2 separate regions of the Homo sapiens genome follow, and region 1 is linked to region 2. The links are chromatin loops, found by intact Hi-C in ENCODE. Cell type or tissue: breast epithelium. All regions are shown on one strand. Each heading gives the region's core, and the rest is flanking DNA. Links, peaks and the distances in the headings are about the cores only.

Region 1 (2,917 bases), core at 294-2,793, 750 kb before region 2:
GGTGGCTTATGCCTGCAATCTCAGCACTTCGGGAGGCTGCGGCAGGTAGACTGCTTGAAGCTAGGAGTTCAAGACCAGCCTAGGCAACATATGGAGACCTGGTCTCTACAAAAAACTAAAAAGTTAGCTGGGCGTGGTGTTGCACACCTGTGGTCCCAGCTACTTGAGAGGCTGACATGAGGACTGCTTGAGCTGGAGAGGTCGAGTCTGCAGTGAGCCCTGATCATACCACTGCACTCCAACCTGGGTGACAGAGTGAGACCCCATCTCAGAATAAGATAAAATAAAATAACACATACATATAGCCAATATGTATTTGGGGGAAATTTCATCCATCCTAATAATTGGGTTTGGGGGAGTGGGTGGTTATTTTGTGGGTTTGTTTTTTTTTTTGAGACAGGGTCTTGTTCTGTCACCCAGGCTGGAGTGATCTCGGTTCACTGCAACCTCTGCCCCTAGGACTCAAGTGATGCTCCCACCCCAGCCTCCCAAGTAGCTGGGACCATGGGCACACACCAGCATGTCCAGCTATTTTTTTGTTGTTGTTGTATTTTTTGTAGAGATGGGGTCTCACCATGTTGCCCAGGCTGCTCTCAAACTCCTGAGCTCAAGTGATCCACCCACCTCAAAAGTGCTGGGATTACAGGCATGAGACACTGTACGTGGCCCCATCCAAATAATTGAAGAACCGAATTTAAAATGAGATGCCATTATTTGTTATCCGTTTGCAAACACCCAGGTGTTTGGCACAGCTTGGAGGAATGGCATTCCTATCATTGCTGGTGGGAATGTCCCCATCTTACTGAAGAGCAATTTGGCCATATGTGACTTCCGAAGCCTATGAGAAGTGCATGTCATTTGACTCAATAGTTCTACATCTAGAAATGTATCTATGAAAAAGCCATGAAATGCATGTTTGGAGATGTAGAATGGATTCACATATGTGAATGAAATGAAATCAAGGCCAAAGATGTCCTCTATGTCAATAATTGCATGTGAGTTCTGAGGTATTTACAGTAAGATTTACTTATGGTAATTTTTGGCCATAGGTTTTAACAGTGGCTGCCTTTCATAGCATGTAAACATTTTAGTTGTATATTGCCACTATAGGACTTGAGAGTTCACCCAAGCAAGAATTGGTTGGCTCTATGGATGGTATCAGAGAGGGTCCTTTCCCAAGCTTTTTGTTTGTGTTAGGAACAAAATGTAAATGTACTGCATTTCCCTAAGCAGCGAGCAGTGAAACACACCTAAAACTTTAGCACACTTCCTTGCTTGCTTGAAAAGTTTTGTGGCAGCAGCACTCTAGAAAGTGGCCTGTGGCCACTATAATGGGGAAAGCTTGTCTGATGGACAAGGATGGGAAGAGCAATCTCTTGCTAAACTGGCAAACAGCACACTCTCTAGATCAAGCTGACTACGGCATCTTCCTGAGAGTAACTCAACCTCAAACTTGAGCTGGAGACACTTAAACATGTTCTCAAGATGCCTCCCCGCCCCTCCCCTGGTAAAAGAAGATTAGCTGGAAGAGAAGCTGGAATTGCAAGCCTGAACACTTACTAATACTGACGCTAATACTAATACTGATGCTCCCACTGCATAGAGTACCATCCAGCTACTCTGAGCAAGTCAATTACTTCTCCACGCCCAGCTCCCAGTGGCTGCCCTCTCCCCCATCTAGCTCAGAAGGCTGTGGGGAGACAAACACACTAAGGAGATACACCCTGCTTGAAAGTTTCACCATTTATCATGAAAATTGTTATTCAAGCGCAATAAATGTCAAGTAAGCCAGAAGTCAGAAAATTCTAACAAGTTTCTAAAACACTGCAAAATTAAGAAGAAATGATGTAATTAAAGGCCAAGAGAAGGTTCTGGTAACCAGAAAGGAATTCAAGGGAAAAAAGAGAATTTGGAAGAAAGTCTGTTTCTTTATTGCCATCTGTGGAATTCAGGATAATTATTTCCATTTTTTTAGGCAGGAATAACACCTTACATAACCAAAGCACTTTCATATGTTTGTCATCTCAGCTGATTGTCATAATAGCTCTGTCTGGCAGGGAGAAAAATAATACATCAAGCCATGTTTGTTTAACATGGATACTCATTTAACCAAACACTATTTCCCACCCCTGCTTATCTGCTTCACAAGGGGCCTAAGGATCAAGGACAGAAGTTTTTAACCCGTTTTTTGATTCTATCCTCTCCCCCATGAGCAGTAATGAAAGCAATCGGTTCTCTGATGGAAAAATGCACACACACACACACACACACACACACACACACGTATCTTCAATTGGTTTGTGGAGCCCCTTCCTTGCTGAAATCCATAGACTCCATGTTAAGCTAAACTCAGATGTATTCTCCTGAATAGACTCACCTACACAGCAGGAAAGGACACCATGGGTCTTTCATTAATGTGGTCTGGGACCTGGTACCCTTCTGCTACCCCTAACTCGAAAACATGGATCCTCCCTAGGACATCCTTAAAACAGCAGCTTCTTCCTTTACCCCAAACTGGAAACTGCAGGAAGGTCTGGAGCTTAAAGTTAGAATCCCAGAACCCTTTTCTCCTTGCTGTTGCAGACACACTTGGACAATTAATAGCTCTAACTCCTCCAGCTCCTCCTTCTCTACGGTCCTAGCTTATATTAATAGCTGGGTGGAATGAGTTGTACCTCCCTCCTTTCTCCCCACTGTGAAGGAGAATGAGGAGATCACACACCCAGAATACAGAAGACCAGGGAGAAAGCTAAGATCTGATCCCGCAAAGTCTGGATATTTCACAACCCCTTTTTGCAGCACTCAGGCCACTCACCCATAACAGGTAAATGAGAACTTGAGCGCAGGCGCACTCTGAGCTTTTCTGGGAGACTGTGGCTGTTCAGCGCCATGACACTGTTCTCCAAAGGCAAACGTG
Region 2 (2,917 bases), core at 176-2,675:
CTCTTTCATTCCTCATTATGCAGCCATTTAGTCAACAAAACCTACTTTAAAATATTTCACATATCCACTGCAACCCACCACCCTATTTTATTCAGGTTTTTTCTTTTTTCTTTTTTTTTTGAGACGAAGTCTCACTCTGTCACCCAGGCTGGAGTGCAGTGGCATGATCTCGCCTCACTGCAAGCTCTGCCTGCCGGGTTCACACCATTCTCCTGCCTCAGCCTCCCGAGTAGCTGGGACTACAGGCGCCTGCCACCACGCCCAGCTAATTTTTTGTATTTTTAGTAGAGATGGGGTTTCACCGTGTCAGCCAGAATGGTCTCGATCTCCTGACCTTGTGATCTGCCCGCTTTGGCCTCCCAAAGTGCTGGGATTACAGGCCTGAGCCACCGCGCCTGGCAAGCTCTTACCCCTTAACTCTGTTCTTCTTTCCTTTGCTTAAACACATCTATACTTTAGGGCTTATGGCAAGTTTATCTATTATGAAGTCCTCTCCTTCAACTATTCTAGCTAGCTTTCTAGTACCACATTAAAGTTCTTTACCTTTTATCTGTAATATGAAGTAGACATAATTGTTTTATTTTTTGAGACAGAGTCACACTCCGTCATCCAGGTTGGAGTGCAGTGGCATGATCTTGGCTCACTAATATATACTAGTATACATTATTTTAAATGATGGATGTTTTAATAGTATTCATTGTTCTTAATATGTGCAAGCCTTGGTGTTTCAGGAAAATAGGTAATTTAAAAAAAAAAAGAAAAATACATGCAAGCCATTGTGCTGAGGAACTTTATTTTATTTATTTAATTATTTATTTTTGAGATAGAATCTCGCTCTGTTGCCCATGCTGGAGTGCAGTGGAGCGATCTCGGCTCACCACAAGCTTCACCTCCTGGGTCCACGCCATTCTCCTGCCTCAGCCTCCCGAGTCCACGTCATTCTCCTGCCTCAGCCTCCCAAGTAGCTGGGACTACAGTCGCCTGCAACCACGCCCGGCTAATTTTTTTGTATTTTTTTTAGTAGGGATGGGGTTTCACCATGTTAGCCAGGATAGTCTTGATCTTCTGACCTCGTGATCCGCCTGCCTTGGCCTCCCAAAGTGCTGGGATTATAGGCATGAGCCACTGCGCCCGGCCAAGGAACTTTATTTTTAAAAACTATCTTTTGGGCCATGTGCGGTGGTTCACGTCTGTAATCTCAGCACTTTGGGAGGCCAAGGCAGGCAGATCACAAGGTCAGGAGTTTGAGACCAGCCTGACCACCATGGTGAAACCCCGTCTCTACTAAAAATACAAATACAAAAATTAGCCAGGCGTGGTGGTGCACACCTGTAATCCCAGCTACTCAGGAGGCTGAGACAGGAGAATCACTTGAACCCGGGAGGCGGAGGTTGCAGTGAGCTGAGTGACACTCCACCTCAAAAAAGAAAAAAAAACTAAAAAAAAAAAACCTGTCTTTTGGCAGGGCATTCTCTGCCTCCTGAGCTCAAGCGATCCTCCTACCTTGGCCTCCCAAGTAGCTAGGACTACAGGCAGATGCCACCACGCCCAGCTAATTTGTATTTTTTGTAGAGACGGGGTTTCACCATGTCACCAAGGATGGTCTCAAACTCCTGGACTCAAGCAATCCCCCCCCATATGCCCCCCACCTCCCCAGCCCCCAGCCTTGGCCTCACAAAGTGATGGGATTACAGGTGTAAACCACCATGTATGGCCATAAGAAGTAGAGCATAATTGTTAAAAGAACATTCTGCAGTCAAGCAGGGTTCAAATATTGGCTTCATAACCTACTGACCATGTGACTTTGGACAAGTTACATAATTCTCTAAGCTTCAATTTCCTTGTCTACAAACTGCACTTCATATAGCTGTTATGAGGATTAAAAGATAGTTTATTATTTTTTATTTTTTTTGAGACGGAGTTGCTCTGTTGCCCAGGCTAGAGTGCAGCTCACTGCAACCTCCACCTCCCAGGTTCAAGCAATTATCCTGCTTCAGCCTCCGGAGTAGCTGGGACTACAGCTGTGAACCTTCAGGCCCAGATAATTTTTGTATTTTTAGTAGAGATGGGGTTTCACCATGTTGGCCAGGCTGGTCTTGAACTCCTGACCTCAAGGGCTCCCAAAGTGCTGGGATTACAGGCGTGAGCCACTGTGCCCGGCCAAAAGGTAGTTTTTAAAAATAAAGTTCCTCAGCACAGTGGCTTGCGCATTTTTTGCTTTTTTTTTAATTATCTGTTTTCCTGAAATACCAAGGCTTGCACATATTAAGAACAATAAATACTATTAAAACATCCATCATTTAAAACAATTTATACTAGTATATATTAGCTTTGGGAAACAAAAATATGAATAATTTACTGTAATTGTATGACTTTCTGGACCTTTTTAAACAGTTAGAGCTAAATTTTCTCTGCTTTAGATTTTTTTCATCATTGCTTTCCCAGATTGGGTAATGTTGCAATCCTGTGGCAATGTAGATTTTTAAATTTAATCCTTTATCTGTATTAACTGAACGGGACCACAGAAGATAAGCAGAATTCCCTTATTTCCCTACAATGCTTTTTACCTTTTCTCTAGTTGATAAGAAAAATCTATAAAATTTTGGTTTTTCTTCAATACCATGAAATGGACTACAGGAAATACTTCAGGTAGTTCTGGTGTTAAATGCCCATGAAAGCTGAGAAAAAACTTTTCTTTCTTTCTTTTTTTTTTTTTTTTTTTTTGAGACGGAGTCTCACTCTGTTGCTAGGCTGGAGTACAGTGGCGCAATCTCAGCTCACTGCAACCTCTGCCTCCTGGGTTCAAGTAATTCTCCTGCCTTACCCTCCCGAAAAGCTAGGATTATAGGCATGCGCCACCACACCCAGCTAATTTTTGTATTTTTAGTAGAGACAGGGTCTCACCATGTTGGCCAGG

Evidence for each region. Hi-C counts contacts between places; a loop is a spot of excess contacts. Peaks named below come from ENCODE experiments on the same cell type or tissue, not always from the same donor. Only the 100,000 strongest peaks of a DNase experiment are listed, where the experiment ranks them.
Region 1: it touches region 2 in a loop (10-fold over the local background); 1 of 110 quality-filtered maps calls a loop at or near these places.

The regions. Positions count from the first base shown.
Region 1 is chr6:44,343,757-44,346,673 of GRCh38, reverse strand. All of the region lies in intron 2 of SPATS1 (spermatogenesis associated serine rich 1), which reads right to left. Among named protein-coding and RNA genes, the nearest start is that of SPATS1, 2.6 kb to the right of the region's middle. In breast epithelium, for the core only: no CTCF peak of the experiment used is centred there; no DNase peak of the experiment used is centred there; H3K27me3 peaks cover 557 bases.
Region 2 is chr6:43,593,686-43,596,602 of GRCh38, reverse strand. The region is part of intron 4 of POLH (DNA polymerase eta); the gene reads right to left. Among named protein-coding and RNA genes, the nearest start is that of POLH, 19 kb to the right of the region's middle. In breast epithelium, for the core only: no CTCF peak of the experiment used is centred there; no DNase peak of the experiment used is centred there.